2 separate regions of the Homo sapiens genome follow, and region 1 is linked to region 2. Evidence: chromatin loops called from intact Hi-C (ENCODE). Cell type or tissue: gastrocnemius medialis. All regions are shown on one strand. Each heading gives the region's core, and the rest is flanking DNA. Links, peaks and the distances in the headings are about the cores only. Region 1 holds the start of LOC124905207 (a long non-coding RNA gene). Region 2 overlaps DOCK11 (dedicator of cytokinesis 11).

Region 1 (12,259 bases), core at 2,651-10,650, 55 kb before region 2:
ATTAGCTGGGTCCTAGCCACATGCAGATGTGTGGTTCCAAGTGAAAGCAGATCTGAATATCCAGTGTGGAGACCACTGGAAAGAAGGGGCCAGACATAGTCCAGCCAGCCCCTGAGGTTAGAAACAGCCAGCATGCTCTCAAATGCTGTCTCCCACTCTCTGCTTTGTAGACCCTTTCACTGGAGGTAGCTGATAGAGCATCATATGCCCTCTCTTCCCAGGCCACAGCAGAAAATGGTGGCATGCATTAACATATTATTTATCCAGTGCCAGCTGAAGGAAGGGGCAAACTAATCTGTAACTTATGCTATACACTATAAGGAACTTAAAAAAACATGGGAAGGACATGTACTTCCATGTACGATAGTTGTAGAGGATCTTTCCTTGTAGTTTTCAATTTTGCTTAACTGTCTATGTCAGAAAGCAAAATGGGCCTGGCGCGGTGGCTCATGCCTGTAATCCCAGCACTTTGGGAGGCCAAGGTGGGCAGACCACTTGAGGTCAGGAGTTTGAGACCAGACTGGCCAACAGGGTAAAACCACGTCTCTACTAAAATACAAAAAAAAAAAAATAATAAATTAGCTGGGCTTGGTGCGTGCCTGCAATCCCAACCACTCTGGAGGCTGAGACAGGAGAATCGCTTGAACCCAGGAGGTGGAGAGGTTGCAGTGAGCCGAGGTTGTGCCACTGCACTCCAGCCTGGGTGACAGAGCGAGACTGTGTCTCAAAAATTAAAAAAAAAAAGCAAAATGGACAAGTACCTGAACTAAAATGATGTAAAGATGGATGAAGAGATTCAATAACCATTTAAAAAGTGAGATCTCCAGGCATGGTGGTGCACACCTGTAGTCCCAGCTATTCAGGAGGCTGAGGCAGGAGGATCACTTGAGACCAGGAGTTTGAGACCAGCCTGAGCAACATAGTAAGGCCCCCTTCTCAGATAAAAAAAAAAAAAAAAGAAAACAAAGTGAGATTGTTGGACTTGTCTGATCAGATGTGGGGAAGGGAGGAGAGTGAGGATTCTAGAGCAGCAAGCTCTTCATATACCAAATCTAGCCCACCTACTTTTGTACAACCTGTAAGCTAAGAGTGGTTTATTACATTTTTAAGTGGTTGGAAAAAACTCAAAAGAATATCTTGTAACATATGAAAATGACATGACATCCAAATTTTAGCACTCACACAATTTGACTGGAATATAGCCCTGCCCATTTCTTACATATTGTTCAGTAGCTGTTTTCATCCTGCAGCAGCAGTTGAGTAGCTGCAGCAGAGAGTGTATGGCTTGCAAAGCTTCACATATTTCTTCTTTTTTTTTTTTTCTGAGACGGAGTCTCACTCTGTCGCCAGCTTCACATATTTCTATAAATAGTCCTTTATAGGAAAAGCTTACTGACCACTAGTCTAGGTGACTTGTAAATTTCTGGCCAGTGTCACTGGATAGGAAGGGGTGTCCTCAACTGAGACGGAGAACAGAGGAGGAGGAGCAGGTTGAGAGGAAAGAGGAGCATGGTGATTGTGAGGTGCCTGTGGATCACCTAAGGAGAGAAGCTCAGCAAACAGCTGGGTGTCAGGCTCTCGAACTTGGAGAGAGGCCCCACTGTAAACTGAGTAGGTGAATTTCGCCATTCTTCCACTACTCCAGAAGTGAATTTCTAAATTTTCAGAGTCTCTTCCCATTAATTTGGTAAGGGGCTTAAAGCTCTAATTTTATCTTCAATCTCAGTAGTTGGTTTAGAAATAAAGTCTTACTGTCTTATAGAATCCTAAAGACATGGCACAGGGTGGATGAAGACTACAGGGCTTTTAAGAATTTGAGAAGCTGGAGTTATCTACAATTTAGTCTGCCATCTTACTAGGATGTAAGGGCTTATGGCTGTTCAAAAGCTGCAACTTTGCCTTTTCCTGTTTAAATTATAGCTTAGTGCTGCGGAAAAGGCATGAATGGATCTTCTGATTTTGGTGCTCTAGGTTGCACATAGGCAGAGGGAAGAAAACTGAAACCAAAAAGGCAGCTTTTTTTTTCTTTTTTTTTTGAGACGGAGTCTTGCTCTGCTGCCAGGCTGGAGTGCAGTGGCGTGGTCTTGGCTCACTGCAACCTCCGCCTCCTGGGTTCAAGCAATTCTCCTCCCTCAGCCTCCCAAGTAGCTGGGATTATAGGCACACACCACCATGCCTGGCTAATTTTTGCATTTTTAGTATAGATGGGGTTTCACCATGTTGGCCAGGCTGGTCTTGAACTCCTGACCTCGTGATCCACCCACCTCGGCCTCCCAAAGTGCTGGGATTACAGGCATGAGCCATGGTGCCTGGCCAAGGCAGCATTTTTATATTCCTGAATTCACATGGATTCCTTCTGAAAACAATTGTTGTTTGTAATATAAAAAATAATAAGGCCGGGCACGGTGGCTCATGCCTGTAATCCCAACACTTTGGGAGGCTGAGGCGGGCAGATCACTTGAGGTCAGGAGTTCAAGACCAGCCTAGCCAACATAGTGAAACCCTGTCTCTACTAAAAATACAAAACTTAGCCGGGAGTGGTGGCGGGTGCCTGTAATCCCAGCTACTCGGGAGGCTGAGGCAGTAGAATCGCTTGAACCCAGGAGGCGGAGGTTGCAGTGAGCCGAGATTATGCCATTGCACTCCAGCCTGGGCAACAGAGTGAGACTCCGTCTCAAAAATAATAATAATAATAATTATTATTATTATATTGGGGAGAGAGTTAGAAAATTACCTATCAGGTACAATGTTTACTATTTGGGTAATGGCTATACTAGAAGCCCACTCCCAGTACAGAATATACTCATGTAACAGACAAGCACATGTACCCCCTGAATCTAAGATACAATAGAAGCAATATCAGGCCAGGCGCAGTGGCTCATGCTTGTAATCCCAGCACTTTGGAGGCCGAGGCAGGCGGATCACTTGAGGACAGGAGTTTGAGACCAGCCTGGTCAACATGGCAAAGCCCTGTCTGTACTAAAAATACAAAAATTAGCTGGGCGTGGTGGCACACACCTGTAATCCCAGCTACTTGGGAGGCTGAGGCAGGAGAATCACTTGAACCTGGGAGGCAGAGGTTGTAGCGAGTGGAGATCACGCCACTGCACTCCAGTCTGGGTGACAGAGCGAGACTCCATTTCAAAAAAAAAAAAAGAAAAAAGAAACAACATCAATTCCTCTGGACACCATTTATTTGTGAAAAAAATAGTTTGAACACTTATCCCCAAATCATGTCATTTTAGGAAGCTTGATAACAGAGGTAGAGGTGGGGACTGCAAAGACCTGGGTGTGGGCCTGAAAAAGGAGGCTGGGTACCATGTAGCAATTGCCTTCAGGTGTTAGTGAGCTGAGTTTTTCCTCCTCCTTCCTCCCCTTTTTATTCTCTTAGATCTCTCTTCTTTTTCCCTTGATTCCTCTCAAAGTGGTGGCTTGAGTGTGAACTGTTACACCAGATTCTCTGGGTTCAAATTCCAGCATTGCCACCGATTGTGTGATCTCAAACAAGTTATCTAGCTTTGCTGTGCCTTAGTTTCCCCATTCATAAAATGAGGGATATGTGTCATTACCTAACAAAGTTGTAGTGATCATTGAAGGATTTAATTTAGAACAGTGCCGGGCATGCATTTAAGCATTGTACGAGTTATTAACATCACAATTCCCTTCCACACCCTGCTTTCTTTTGTCATTATTTACTGTCCTGTGATGAGCCCACTTAAATGACTGCCTAAGCATGATTCTTGTTTTATGAATGCCGCAGTTGTTGCGGTTTGCTTAGTTGTGGTTCTATGTTTGAGTTAACCAGAGTAACATAAACCTCTGTGACTCAGGGGTGAGTTCTCAGCTGGACAAGTTAATTCTTTGTGTTAGCCACCTTGGTAAAAAGGTCTGTCTCTCAAACGAACAAAAAACAAAACAAAAAAACAACCAAACAAGCAAACTTGAACTGGGAGAGCCTTTCTTGGCATGTCTAGTAAAACACTCTTTCCATCTTCACCACGATGTCAAGATGTCTAGAAGGCACCTCCTGTGGGGAGAAGTAGGTTTATGGGGAGTAAGAAGCAGAGAGAAAAAGCAAGGAACCCAGATAAAGTGTCTCTGAAGTTGTACCAACCTTTTTTTAGACTAGATATCTCAGATGTTTATCATTTTGTTTCTTCTTAGAGTTTAAAAAAGATATTTCCTCCTTTGTCTAGTATTAATTCATATTTATTTAATAATAAAATTGAACATTAGTTCCTATGTTTATTGACCACTTGAATTTTTTCTTCTGCAAATTGCCTATTCACGTTCTTTACCCATTTTCTTTTCTTTCTCTTTTTGAGAAGGAGTCTTTTTCTGTTGCCCAGGCTGGAGTACAGTGGCATAATCTCAGCTCATTGCAACCTCCGCCTCCTGGGTTCAAGCAGTTCTCCTGCCTCAGTCTCCCAAGTAGCTGGGATTACAGGCTTGTGCTACCATGCCCAGCTAATTTTTAGTATTTTTAGTAGAGATGGGTTTTCCCCATGTTAGCTGGTTTCGAACTCCTGACCTCAGGTGATCCACCCACCTCAGCCTCCCAAAGTGCTGGGATTACGGGTGTGAGCCACTGCACCCAGCCTACCCGTTTTCTTATTGAGAAATTTCATCTTATTGATTTGTAAGAGCTCTTTTTATAGTAAGAATATTTATCCTTATCCTATCATGTATACTACAAATATTTTACTATTATTTTCCTTTTGACTTTATAATTTTTTTTTTTTTTTTTTAGACAGAGTCTCGCTCTGTCGCCCAGGCTGGAGTGAAGTGGTGCAATCTTGGCTCACTGCAAGCTCCGCCTCCAGGGTTCAAGTGAATCTCCTGCCTCAGCCTCCTGAGTAGCTGAGACTACAGGCACATGCCACTGTGTCCAGCTAATTTTTGTATTTTTAGTAAAGACTGGGTTTCACCATGTTGGCCAGACTGGTCTCGAACTAGCCTCAGATGATCCTCCCACCGTAGCCTCCCAAAGTGCTGGGACTACAGGTGTGAGCCACCATGCCCAGCCTATAATCTTTTTAAATTTAAATTTTATATGATCAAATGTATTAATTGCTTTTCCTTTTGACTTCTGGTTTTTAAGTCTTCTTTAGAAAGACTTTCCTCACCTCTACTGCACATATAATAATCTATGCCCAGTTTTAGTTTTTAAAGGATCTTGTCTTTTACATTTAAATCTCTAATCAATTTGAAATTTATTTTTGTGTAAATAGAGAGCCCTTAAATTTTGTGCATAAGGCCGGGTGCAATGGCTCATGCCTGTAACCTCAGCACTTTGGGAGGCGAAGGCGGGTGGATCATTTGAAGTCGGGAGTTCCAGACCAGCTTGGCCAACATGGTGAGACCCCATCTCTACTAAAAAATACAAAAATTAACCAAGTGTGGTATCACGCACCTGTAATCCCAGCTACTGAGGAGGCTGAGGCAGGAGAATCGCTTGAACTTAGGAGGTGGAGGTTGCAGTGAGCCAAGATTGTGCCACTGCACTCCAGCCTGGGCAACAGAGCGAGACTCCGTCTCAAAAAAAAAAAAAAAAGGTGCAAATGCTTACCTAATTATTCCAACACCATTTATTGAATGATCTTGACACTGTTATTTCTTGAAATACAACTTTTTTTTTTTTTTTTTTTTTTGAGACCAAGTTTTGTTCTTGTTGCCCAGGCTGGAGTGCAATGGCACGATCTTGGCTCACTGCAACCTCCACCTCCTGGGTTCAAGCGATTCTCCTGCCTCAGCCTCCGGAGTAGCTGAGATTACAGGCTTGTGTCACCATGCCCAGCTAATTTTTAGTATTTTTAGTAGAGATGGGGTTTCCCCATGTTAGCTGGTTTCGAACTCCTGACCTCAGGTGATCCACCCACCTTGGCCTCCCAAAGTGCTGGGATTACGGGTGTGAGCCACTGCGCCCGGCAGAAATCCAACGTTTATCATACACATTTTTATATACATACAGATTCTGTGTCCTATTACATCCTTCTGCCTATTTCTCTATTAGTAAATGTCCAATTTATTTTTAGGTTTAATTTTTATGGGTAAAATGTTCAATTTTAATTAGCTACATTATTCATTTTAATGTCTGCCAGGGCTCCTTACTCCTCTTCTTTGGTATTTTCTTAGCTGTTTTTACATCTTGATTCCTTCTGATAAATTTTATTTTTTATTTCAATTTTCCTTTTTTTGAGACAGAGTCTTGCTATGTTGCCCAGGATAGTCTTGAACTCTTGGCCTCCAGCAATCCTTCCACCTTGGCCTCCTGAGTAGCTGGGACTTCAGGTGCTTCTGATAAATTTTATAATCATTTTGCCAAGTTAAAAAAAAAAATCCTGGCCAGGTGCAGTGGCTCATGCCTGTAATCCCAGCACTTTGGGAGGCCGAGGCAGGCGAATCACGAGGTCAGGATTTCGAGACCAGCCTGGCCAACGTGGTGAAACACTGTCTCTACTAAAAATACAAAAATTAGCCGGGCGTGTTGCACCTATAATCCCAGCTACTGGGGAGGCTGAGGCAGGAGAATCGCTTGAAACCAGGAGTCGGAGGTTGCAGTGAGCCAAGATCGTGCCACTGCACTCCAGCCTGGGCAAGAGAGCAAAACTCCATCTCAAAATAATAATAATAATAATAATAATAATAATAATAATAATAATAATAATCCTTCTGGGATTTTGACTAAGGTGGCATTGAATTGACAGATATTAAGGAGAGAAGTCACATATTTATAATTCTAACAAAATATGTCTCTCCATTGATTTGGGAGTTTGTTTTTGTCCTTCAGTAGACAAGTCCTCCCGACTTACTGCTTCTCCTTCAGGGCTAATAACTTAGAGGTCTTAGGTTTTGTTTTATTAAATAAACTATACTGCTTCATAGGTGGTAGTAGCAATGACATTGTAATTGTATGGCCTAGTTAACTTGGATGGTTTCTAGTAATGAGAAAGCCTTTACTTCACCGGAAAGTGAAAGGGATAGCCACGGAGATCATGAAGCAGATCCTGAGCACCTTCAGGTTCTTGAGTATGGCCAACCTGCAGATGAAGTGCAGAGTTAGGAATGAAGGTTGAGCAGACCACCATTACTTGTGGCATGCAAACATGTGAGGGGGCAGACAGATGTAAATGAGGGTACAAACAGCTATTAATGGGAGAGATCTCCTAGTGGATTTATTGGTGAGTTGACCAGCAAAAGGCTCCTTGAAGACAAACCAGCGGTGGAGTAGGCATCACACATTCCAGTGAGGCAGGCATTCCTTCTAGCCAGTGTTTTTCAACATCTGCACTATTGATAGCAGGAGCCAGGTGAGTTTTTGTTGTAGGAGGCTAGCTGTGCATAGTAGGATGTTTAACAGCATCCCTGGCCTCTACCCACTAGGTGTCAGTGGCAACCTCTTTGCCCCAGTTGTGACAACCAAAAATGTCTCCAGGCATTGCTAAATGTTCCCTAGGGGGTAAAACCACCCCCAGTTAAGAACCCCTCCTCTAAGATCTCAGGGACAGTGGAGCAAACAACCAAAAAATGAGCATGTGGGGTCAGTGAGTAGAATGACAGTGGTAAGGGTGGGGGGGTCTAGGTAGTTCAGTCTTGGCCAGTCGGCCTCCCAGAAAGGGGAAGTGAAAGATACCCTACCCTCATTGGGCCACATCTTGGTAGAGGGGGTGGAGTAGCTGACTTCCTAAGGATGTGCCAACATCAGAGCAGGAGAAGGAAGAAACAGAACGAGGGCAGAAACTAACTTACTCATATCCATCTGAAAGAAGACATCCTTGCTGGGGTAAATCTTCCAGGAAGGGAGACTGAAGGTAGAGAGGGAGCCAACTCAGAGAAAAATTTTAGATCTTGGGTGGAGAGAAGGAAATTACAGTAAGTTCCACCTCACAACATTTATCTAATGGAGAAGACTCATCAGATCCTAACTAAACGTGTTTTTCCGAGTTGCAGCATCTGCAGTGACTTGCTAAAATGCCCTTTGGTGAGATGAGCTGGAGTTACACGTCATGGTTGTGGAAATTGATTCAGCCAGGAAGTGGACACTGGGAAATTGTCTTGAGTGTGCACAATATAGGAATGTGAGGGTGCTCCTGGAAAGATAAAGCAACTAAGTTGTCAGGGAGGACAGGGCTTAGGAGAGTACTGTGAGATAGGGGTCAGTGCTTTACTAGAAAGCAACAAAAAGGTAGACCTCAACTCCAAGCCCCATTACCTAAGTGAGAATGAAATGTCTTCAAATAATATTGGTTGGGCCAAGTTTCCCTTAAAGGGTGTCTGTCGTTACAGAGAAGTGGGTAGGAGGTGGGGAAGGGGAACTCTGAAAACCTTTCTGATCTACTTGAGAGCCATAAAATAGCAATCTGTGACCAGTGACAGGGAAATCCAAATGAGGGGAATAAATTAAACTTAACTGTAGGAGACTGTGTATGAGAGGCTCTCTATGGAGGGAATACTGAGCAAGTCCCACTAGTTGAATTTCAAATCCAAAACCACTTTCTGTGTAGTTCTGGTAGTGTAACAAAGCCAAAGGAAGTGCCAGTAAGCAGAGAAATCCTATAGTTAGGTGGCACATGGGAATTTTCATCAATCCTCAGATGCACAAGAAAGCCATAAAGATAAGCCACTGGCTTTGTTCAAGAAGACAGACACAGGGCCGGATGCAGTGGCTCACGCCTGTAATCCCAGCACTTTGGGAGGCTGAGGCGGGTGGATCACTTGAGATCAGGAGTTCGAGACCAGCCTGGCCAACATGGTGAAACCCCATTTCTACTAAAATTACAAAAATTAGCTGGGCGTGGTGGCGTGCACCTGTAGTCCCAGCTATTTGGGAGGCTGAGGCACGAGAATCACTTGAACCCAGAAGGCGGAGGTTGCAGTGAACCGAGATCGCACCACTGCACTCCAGCCTGGCCGACAGAGCGAGACTCCATCTCAAAAAAAAAAAAAAAAAAAAAAAAAAAAAAGAAAGAAAGAAAAGAAAAGAAAAAAAAAGACAGACACAGGAGCAGGGCTGATATTCAGCCAAGATGCGCCAGTATGGCAGTACTAGTTGCTAACAGCCAGCATCTGTGTATATTTGTTGGTACTTATACCACCACACAGAAAACAATGTCCCTTCATGGGGGAACAGATCTTCACCATATGGTGAGATCAACGGAGGCCAGAGGTGACCTGTAAGATATCAAATGGCAAAAATTGCCTGACCTTGACCCATCCATTACCCCTACCTGGATGGAGGGATGGGCCCAGAGACACAGAGGGTATCATGGCTGGTAAAATTATCCTATGCTGTGGGGGAAAGATTACAGTTATAAATAACACATATATAGATGTAACAATTACGTAGATGTGCCAGGCAGCATTCCTTTTTTAAAAAAATTATTTTTATATTTTTAGTGACAGAGTCTCGCTTTTGTCACCCAGGCTGAAGTGCAGTGGCACGATAGCTCACTGCAGCCTCAAACTCCTGGGCTCTTCCAGGAGTGATCCTTCCACCTCAGCCTTCCAGAGTGCTAGGGTTAAAGGCACACACCACCATGCCCAGTCCAGGCATCATTCTCTATGCTTTATATACTTGGCTTCATTGAATCCTCACGATGTTAGGAGGTAGGGACAATTCATACCTGCATTTTACAGGTGAGGAAATGAAGACCTAGAGGGGTTAAGTAATGTGACCAAGGTCCCACAGCTTGGTAAATGACAAAACTGGGATTCTGACCCAGTCAACCTGCTTCAGAATTTGTATACTTAACAAATGTGCTGTACAGTAGGGATGCCAAAACTCTCAAGATGAGAATAATCATTAGAGGGAGAGCAGCCAAAACACCCAGGTAGGTATGGGTACCCCTAACTACCCCCCTCCCCCGGCAGCATCCCCCCAACCCAACAGTCTCATCTAGCGTCACAGAGCTATAATGAAATAAACTTGGAGGCCATCACGGTAGTGGCAGTTCTAATAAAAATGAGAAAAATCACAAGATGGTTAAACCAATGGGGAGAGCTGGAATTTCCCCTCCTGAAGATATTCCAGGGCTAAAACTTCAATTCTGAGTTTTGTTTCTACAACAAAGAAGAGGTGGTGGTGGTTAGAGAGGTTACTTTGTTTTAAAAAATAAAACATTCTGTGTAAATATCCAAAATCATTTCCATGAAAATTTCTCTTCAGAAAGGAGGATGAAGAGAAGTGGGTTAAAGGGTACAGTTAGATAGACGGAATAAATTCAATGTTTGATAGCAGAATAGGGTGACTACAGTTAAAACAAAAATGTACTTGGGAGATGGACACCTTAAACACCCTGACTTGATCACTATGCATTACATACATGTAACAAAATTTCACATGTACCCTACAAGTTTGTACAAATAATGTGGGTACATTTTTAAAAATTCTCTTACATGTGACCTGAACTGTATTCAGCTGGCTCTGTGACTACTTGGGAGTTGCTGTGGAACAAACTGCAGCAATGCTTTCTTCTGGAAGTCTTTCATTTTCTTTATGATTATTATTCTTTTTTTAGACAGGGTCTTACTCTGTCACCCAGGCTGGAGTGCAGTGGCATAATCTTGGCTCACTGCAACCTCTGCCTCCCAGGCTCAAGTTTCCTTCCCACTTCAGCCTCCTGAGTAGCTGGGACTACAGGTGCATGCCTCCACACCTGGCTGATTTTTTGTATTTTTAGTAGAGAGGTGGTTTCGCCATGTTGCCCAGGTTGGTCTCAAACTCCTGGGCTCATGTGATCCTCCCACCTTGACCTCCCCAGTGCCGGAATTACAGGAGTAAGCCACCATGCCCGGCTTCATTTTCATTTTCCTTGTTCTGATAGGGATAATTTTGTCAACTCCACCTTTCTTTCTCTCTAATCCTCTTTCATTGCATGTGTATTTGTGTCTAGATTTAGTTTGGGATGGGGAGGGAGGACATAGTACTATTACATGATATCATCGTGGCTCTGAAGGTATCTCAAATCCTGACTATGCCACAGAAGAATTCTGAAATAACCCACTGCATGAGTACTATAGGAGCTGGTCAGCTTTGCATTGAACATAATTCCACATCTATAATGGCTTAGCTTTTGCTTCTCAATCAACATATTAATTGTTACAATATATCAGTACTAGGAACTATTACTCACATTCATCAGAGACATAAGATGTCTCTCTTCAAGAATACAGAATTTGGAAGATTCGTTATTGACAGAAGAAGACTACTTTTGAATTATCTTTTAGATTATAACATCCCATCTGCATTATCTGCCTGTGAAATATTGCCTTGATCATTCATATACCTGGTTCACAGTGGGTGGTCAATAAATGTGTGATGGATGAATGAATGGTCTACAGCTTCCACACTGCAGCCTTTACCTGCTCATATGATAGTTTTCACTGATTTTCTATGAAAGGCACATGCAGTAAGCATGCAGGATGAGAAGTCTAGAGCCTGTAAGACTCAATTCTAGGAGATCTACTAAAGTAATGACTATTACAAAACACTATGGTATATAAAGAATGAGACTTGTCGATCAGAAATTGACTGAGGTTGGCTGTAAAGGTTTTCTATCAAGAGGATGAAGAAAATTGAGCATAAGTTTTCTGGACAAAAAGAAAAAGCTGATTTAACTTGGCTTGTGTCTAAGACCAAAACAGGATGAGAGAGTCTGAGAAAAAACATATAAAGAATGTTACCTGATTTTATATGCACTTTATTATTTTTGCTTTGCATATTGTGTACTACGGATGGTTTTAATTGTTGGAATTCATATAATGATAAAAATAAAGAAGTTAATTTTTTAAACTTCCTGTTAAAAACTTGGCCTAAAGTACTTCCTCAACACAGACACGCTAGTGGCAGTTCTAATAAAAATGAGAAAAATTCATGGCATTTCCTCCATGAAGCCTTTTTCAGTCTACATCTATAAAGACTCTGCCTTTTCAAGCACTTGTAACTACCACTGATTTGCTATTATCAGACTTCTTCATAATACTTTGAGACCGAGTCTTGCTCTGTTGCCCAGGGTGGAGTGCAGTTGTGCGATCTCGGCTTACTGCAACCTCCGCCTCCCAGGTTCAAGCGATTCACCTGTCTCAGCCCTCCCCCACCCCCGCACCCCCCACCCCAGTAGCTGGAATTACAGGCGTGCCACCAGGCTTGGCTAACTTTTTGTATTTTTAGTAGAGATGGGGTTTCACCATGTTGGCCAGGTTGGTCTCAAACTCCTGACCTTAGGTGATCTACCTGCCTCGGCCTCCCAAAGTGCTGGGA
Region 2 (8,000 bases), core at 1-8,000:
CTCACCTAAAACTATGCTGGGGGCTTTGAGGATACAAAATCAACATAAGGCAGGCTCTGCTCTCCAGAGAGCCTGAACTAGTTAACATAAACACCAGCATGTGATAATAATAGAACTTAAGTCAGTATATAAGTTATTACAAAGATGTAGAAGTACTGAATATAAATGCTATAGATCTGAGAAGAGCTCGAGAGTCTGCAACATATTATAGTATTATATTATATCTATTATATATTATATATGTATTATATATTATATATTAATATATTATATATATTATATATTTATATATATGTATATAATATATATAATTTATGTTATATATAAATATATAAATATATATATATTACATATTAATATATTAACATATCAATATAATATATTATTATATAATAATATATTGTCTCAGCACGTTGATGTTCACAATAAAGGAACTGTTGAAATATAAAGCAAAAGAGTAAGTAATGAAAATTGACCTTCCCATTTTTAAGCCCCCATTTGAGACCCATCATTCATCATTTCAGGCATTCTTTCAAAACATATTGAGAACCTGCTTACTGTATTATGGCGGTGCAAAAGTAATTGCCACTATATCACTATATAGTGGCAAAAACCGCAATTACTTTTATATATATATTATATTATTATATAATATTATAATATTATATATTATATTATTATATATTACTATTATATTATATATTATATTATTATATATTAATTTATATATTATATTATATAATATTACAATTTATATATTATATTGTATAATATTACAATTTATATTATATATATTACAATTTATATTATATATTATATATTATATTATTATATAATATTATAATTTATATTATATATTATAATAATATATTATATATTATTATATATTATATATAATTATATATTATATATTATTATATATTATAAAATATATTATTTATTATATATAATATTATAATATATAATACATGATATATTATTAAATATTATATATTACATGTTATTAAATATTATATTATAATATATATTAAATATTATATTATAATAATATAATATATATTATTATATATTATAATATATTATATATTATTATATATTATAATATATTATATATTATTATATATTATATTATATTATATTAATTATTATATATTATATTATTATATATTATATTATAATATAATATTATATAATAATTATTAATATATAATATATAAACATATAATATATTAACATATAATATATCTTATATATTATATTTATATATTAATATATAAGATATATTATATGTTAATATATTATATTAATATATAATAACATATATAATATATAATATTATATTATATATTATATTATTATATAATATATTATATAATAATATAATATATATAAAAGTAATTGCGGTTTTTGCCACTATATAGTGATATAGTAGCAATTACTTTTGCACCGCCATAATACAGTAAGCAGGTTCTCAATATGTTTTGAAAGAATGCCTGAAATGATGAATGATGGGTCTCAAATGGGGGCTTAAAAATGGGAAGGTCAATTTTCATTACTTACTCTTTTGCTTTATATTTCAACAGTTCCTTTATTGTGAACATCAACGTGCTGAGAAAATTATAGCTAAAATCTACTCAGCAAGTGAAGTTCATCTTTTAACAAATGGGATATAGGAGATACACACACACACACACACACACACACACACACACACACACACACACACATATCCTCTTCACATAAACACTGATAGTTAAGATACATTTTAGCATAGAAAAGGAGTAAGAAAGTGACTAATTATCAAAAGAGACAAGTGGCCTGTTCCTTTAAGAATGTATTCAGTCTGCTTTGTGGAAGACACAATATACAGGTAACAGACTTGTTACAATTTCCCATGCTTTTAGGTCTAGGCAAGCAAATAACAAGCTGCTTCAGGATACACAATAGATGTTTTTCAGAGAGTGAAGCTAGAGGGACATCTTTTAAAAATTATTTCTTAGGAACCTTGAATTTAGACCCACATATAGGAATCTACCCTTTATTTCACCTTAATACCAAGTGTAATTCTATGCAGATAATGAATGCTTAATAAATGTTTTCTGATTGGGAATTGGGAAATCTCGCTAATAATTTCACCAAACTAAACTAACTCTGGATGAAGCAGATACTCTGGTATGAAAATAAACATTTAAGGGAGATCATAGCTATAGTGTAGCTCATCACTACACTAAGTCTTCTACCCACATCACTCACTTCTCTGAGTGGGCAATGGCTAAAATCATCAATGACCTAATTGCCAATTCTAACAGACCTCTTTTCTCCTTTCTTATTTGACTACTCCGTATACGTCATGACAATGTTGGAACTCTTTCCTTCTTTGGCTTCCATGATATCCTTCTTTCTTACCTTTCTTCCCACCTCTGTGACTGCTCCCTCTCATCTCCCTTACAGATTCGTCTTTGAACCTCCCTTCTACGTTGTTTCTCTCCAATGTTCTGCTCCTGATTTTTTTTGTTGTTGTTGTTATTCTTCTTCTTCAATGTACCCTCCAGGGAAAATCAAACCACTCCCATGGCTTCAACTACCACTTGTATGTTGATGCTCCCGCTAGTTCACTATGCTCCAAAAATACCAGCCTTTTAGTTCTCAGAATACTGCAAACTGTTTCCCAACTCAGAGCCTTGGCACATGTATGTCATTCTCCCTAGATAGTTCTTCTTTAAGCTCTTTTTACAGCTGGCCCCTTTTCAATAATTCAGGTCTCTCTGTTTTTTTGTTGTTGTTGTTGTGTTTTTTTTTTTTTTTTTTTTTTTGACGAAGTCTCGCTCTGTTGCCCAAGCTGGAGCGCAATGGCGCGATCTCGGCTCACTGCAACCTCTGCCTCCCGGGTTCAAGTGATTCTCCTGCCTCAGCCTCCCGTGTAGCTGGGACTACAGGCACCTGCCACCATGCCCAGCTAATTTTTTTTTTTTTTTTTTTTTAACTAGAGACAGGGTTTCACTATGTTGGCCAAGCTGGTCTCGAACTCCTGACTTCGTGATCTGCCCGCCTCAGCCTCCCAAAGTGCTGGGATTACAGATTCAGGTCTCATTTTAAAAGTGACAAACCTATCTAAGATAAGATTATCTCCCACAAATCATTTACTGTCTCAGTACACTGTTTGTTTCCTTCCTAGAACATATAATAATTATGAATTCTTTTTTTTGAGACGAAATCTTGCCCTGTCACCCAGGCTGGAGTGCAGTGGCGCGATCTTGGCTCACTGCAACCTCCGCCTCCTGAGTAGCTGGGATTACAGGCACCCGCCACCACGCCCGGCTAATTTTTGTATTTTTAGTAGAGATGGGGTTTCGCCATGTTGGTCAGGCTGGTGTCAAACTCCTGACCTCAGGTGATCTGCCCGCCTCGGCCTCCCAAAGTGCTGGGATTATAGGCGTGAACCACTGCGCCCGGCTCATGATTACTAATTCTTTTATTATTTATTTTCTGTCTCCCCTATCCCCACTAAGACTGAACGCTTCATGAGGGCAAAGAGTATATTTATTTTGTATCTCCATTGTATCTACAGGACCTAGTACAGCACTTGACACAGAGAAGGTCCTCAATAAATATAGTATGGATGAATGGAGAATGACTCCAACTCTGGCTCTCCAATCTGATCCCTCTCCAGAGCAAAGATCCATATATCCTAATGTCCCAAAGGCACTCAAATTCAACAGGACTCATTAACTTTTACTGCAAATGTAGTCTTTCCCCTGTATTTCACATCAACCACCACACTCCACCATACTGTCAGTGGACTGATGATCAAATCCTGTAAATCCTTTTTCAACATGTCTCATCTGCCTTTGATCCTTCATATATCCACTGTCACTGCCTTACTTCAGGCCCTCATTTCTTATCTAGCTTACTGCAACTAGTCTTTTTACTGCCTTTGACATTGTCACCAATCCTTCTTCAACACAACTTTTAAAGAGATTTTCCCCAGTCCTTACCAATTCCCTCTTAATACAAATATAATTGTGTTACTTCCCTGCTTAAAACCCTTCCATGACTACCTGATGCCTGAAAGATGAAATCCAACTCTTAAGATGAGTCCACATGATCTGTACTCCATTTACATCTTTAGTTTCATCTCTTGGTGAATCCATATTAAATCCTAGCTCCGTTGCTGCAGAAAAACTTTTGCTAAATTAGAGTTCTTCTCCTGCTCACCCCCAGAGGTCTATACAGACTTATTTTATCCTGATGGTATTTGTTTCTGTGTATGTGTATCTTGATGTGTGTGTGCCTCCCTCTACTGGACAATAAGCCTTTAGGGACTATATCCAGTAAGTACCTACAGTTTTTGTTAAATGAATTAGTTCTGAATCTCTTTCCCTTAGTTTTTGTAACATGCTTGTGTTGAACTTGGCTTCCCATAGATTAATTCATAAATTATATTAAAGAATGGCAATAAAAAGCTTCAAATTCATCTAATTTCTGTATCTATTAAACACAATTGGCTGCTATCTAAATAATGAGGATGGCAAAAAGTTTTCAAAGCTTAGCTAGCCTATTACACAAATAAAGAAACTGAATTTCTTTGTCTTATTGTAGTTACATAAACCAGTGGAAGATCTGGACTGTGCCTTTCCATAACCTTGGCTCTATCTTGGTTAATTATGTTTATTCTTAAGTTTAAAAAGCCCCTGAGCACAGAAAATAAATCTTTGCTGTCTGTTTCAGTCATATTTCTTCCTAAAAGCCAAGTCTGAGGTTATTGTTTAGCTGAGGTAAGTGGACTGCACATTTAGGGCCCTCAGTTATGGCTAGCATTGAAAGGCAGGATTCATCCATTTGAACATGTACTGAGTGCTTACCATTTCCAAGATATTATACAAGACCCTGGGATTACAAAAGTTGGATCCTTTCAAAGTGTTTAGACATGAGTGCACTCATGGCTTATATACCTCCAACATGACAATACTTTTAAAAAGAAGCAAAATAGAGAACTGGCAGGTTTGGTAATTTTAAAACGATATTCTTCAAAGGAGCTTAATGGAAAAGGGAAGGTATGATGGGGTGAAATAAAAAGTAGCTTCTGATTTGAGGGGGTTCATGGTAGGCCCTCTGTGTGTGCTTTGTTGTTCTGTATTTCTATTTACAAAGGCAGTACTTAATGGCTTCATGAGCTGGCATTGTATATGTCACCACAATGACCCCCATTGTCCCATCTTTCCTTTTTGCAATGAAGAGAGCCCACCGGCTGCTCCCAAGCTTCTGTCCTTACCTTACTGATGAAAGCTCTCAGTGAGGCAAATACATGTTTCAGCGACACTTCAGATTGTCCATTTTTAAGAAAAGCAAGATGTATATCAAACACTTTTTTCATTAATGGGTTATGGCCATCATTATTTAAAAGTTGGGTCTATAAAACATTAAAAAATATGGTTTATGCCCCACTGAGAATGACAGAACTGATTTCACCAATACCTGTTTATGAAACCACTGTTTGGAAGTTTCAGGAAAATAAAAGGCTCTTGCATATAATTTCAAAATATTTGTGCCATCTTTCAACTTGGAAATCTCAAACAACTACTACATACATGATATCTAAAATATTTAATCCCAACATTTTAAACAGGTAGATTTTTTTTCAATGCAACACAGCAATATACAGGACTAGTATGGGAAGAGTATTTTCTATTAACCTATACCATATTGCTTCTCAATTAAGAAATCAATAAATTAATAATGAATACAAGCAAATCAGCCTTTGTATTTCTGAGAGACTAAATATTGTAATGTATGAATGAAGGAAAATACCAGTTCTATTTTATTAGATTATGATCTAATTTACTTTAAAAGTATGTTTAGTATATGGTTAGCCATTTGTGAAAAAATAAGCCCTCTATGAGTAGAGATAATTAACAGGTATCACAATTGAACAGACTATGTAAATTGTTTAAATGTCCCTTGCAAAGAAACAACAAATTGTAGAGAAATACCTTTTAGTTTGTCAACTTTGTTTTAATCAGCAATGGTTAATTTCTCCAGCCCTATCCTGCTAACCCTCAAGAAAGTAACCAGCAGGTTACAGCTTGGCCAAAACCAACAAAACCCAAAACAACAACAATCTAATGATAATACTGACAGCCAGAATCCCTGAATGGTGTTTGATTTTTCTGGCACTTTCCTTAGTATATTTCAAGGCATGGTATAGTGGCTAGAATCATGGTCTCTTATAACTGGCCTAGATCTCAATCCTGATTCTGCCACTGCCCAGCTATTTGACATTAACCTCCTGTGGGCCCCAGTTTCCCCATTATCAAAAGGGAATAATAACAGTATCTACATCATAAGGCTATTATGAGGATTAAAAGTGAGTTCATATTTGTATTTTTAAGTTATTGAGATATAATTTACAAACCATAAAATTCACCAGTTTCAGGTATACAATTAAATTACATTTAGTAAATTCGGCAACAGAGTTGGGTGACCACCGCAATCCAATTTTAGAACATTTCCATTGTTTCAAAAAGATCACTCCCCTTTCTCATTCCCAGCCTCACAATGAAAAAGTGAGTTAATATTTGTAAAGCACTTAGGACAGTGCCTGATATCTACCAAGAGACTATATAAATGTTTGTTAAATAAATTAGAGGTATCAGAATAGGAGGAAGGAATACAATGTACATCATGAGATCTAATGGCTTTCTTAGTTATTGGCACGATGAAACATGGAGTTGTGTTGCATTTTAATATAGAACAAACCTAATACTTCATAAAGGGATCTGTAGCCTATTTATTAAAGGTATTCTGCAGCCTATTTTATATTAGTATCTAATTCAATTTTCCTTTATAAGCCTCTTTGAAAAGCACAGGCCAGGTTTCCATAGAAAATCTCGAGGTCTGAAGCAATTAACTTAATTACTTAGAGAAGAGGGGAAAAAGGAAAAAAAAAATCTGTATAACTGAAGTGAAAGCAAGCAAGATTTTCACCTTTGAGTTCTTACATTATGGTCACACCGTTTTTACTTTTCAAAGCACTCTCACGTCCATTATCCCATTTCCCCCTCCAATAATCCTGCTAGATAACTGCTTTTACCTTCTTTTTAAAATCATAGCAATGATGATTTGCACTGAGAGGCAAACATCTGAGAAAAAACACTAAGTGCGCGCCTAGGGAAGCCAGCCAGACTGCCCGGACATCATCTACCCTGACAGGACATCTCATCACAATGGGTATTTGGGCAAACAGATCCAATCATATTTTGGGCTAAAAATTGCTGGCTACTTAAAGTATGGAAACTTTGTTTTTAAATACGAAAATCTAATAGAATTTAAGAGGTAGAAGAGAGCTTAAGGGCAAGTTAGTCCACTCCCTTCCCTTTATGGATGACACAAGTGAGTCTCAGTGACTTCCAGGGTCACATGATAACCAAACTAGAACTGCCATCCACATTTCCTGACTATTCATGCCAGCCTTTTTCAGTGTACTACCCCACATTGACTAGGTAATTTCTGCATAATGTTACTTTGCAATGGTACCAACTGAATTATAACTCTTCATTTTTACCTTGAAGCACTGAGTGAAAAATGATATGGTGTCTAGTACTGTTAGGGAAACTTCAGTAGCTGTATTGCCTTCAAGAAGTGCCTGGTGGAAAATGTCTGCTTCAGTTGTTGTAGAACCTAGGATTAAAAAAGTAAATTAAACTTTTCCCAACACGAAGATGCACATAATGGTGTTGAATGACTTTCTACCCAAAGACTTAAGACAAGAAAGGGGGCTCGGCTGGGTGCGGTGGCTCATGCCTGTAATCCCAGCACTTTGGGAGGCTGAGGCGGACAGATCATGAGGTCAGTTCAAGACCAGCCTGGCTAGCATGATGAAACCTGTCTCTACTAAAAATACAAAAAATTAGCCGGGCATGGTGGCACGTACCTACAATCCCAGCTACTCAGGAGGCTGAGGCAGGAGAATCACTTGAACCCGGGAGGCAGAGGTTGCAGCG

What was found. Hi-C counts contacts between places; a loop is a spot of excess contacts. Peaks named below come from ENCODE experiments on the same cell type or tissue, not always from the same donor. Only the 100,000 strongest peaks of a DNase experiment are listed, where the experiment ranks them.
Region 1: a loop joins it to region 2, with 2.4 times the contacts of the local background. A loop is called at or near these places in 2 of 110 quality-filtered maps.

What each region holds. Positions count from the first base shown.
Region 1 is chrX:118,694,436-118,706,694 of GRCh38, reverse strand. LOC124905207 (a long non-coding RNA gene) reads right to left here and starts at 8,709. Exons shown (of 2, transcript XR_007068306.1): 1 at 6,966-8,709; 2 at 3,177-4,027. RefSeq lists a silencer at 9,167-9,396. In gastrocnemius medialis, for the core only: no CTCF peak of the experiment used is centred there; a DNase peak (open chromatin) is centred at 7,647.
Region 2 is chrX:118,640,867-118,648,866 of GRCh38, reverse strand. It overlaps DOCK11 (dedicator of cytokinesis 11), which reads right to left. Exons shown (of 53, transcript NM_144658.4): 39 at 7,562-7,677; 40 at 5,273-5,410. Among named protein-coding and RNA genes, the nearest start is that of IL13RA1, 83 kb to the left of the region's middle. In gastrocnemius medialis, for the core only: a CTCF peak has its summit at 4,291 (motif pointing left); no DNase peak of the experiment used is centred there.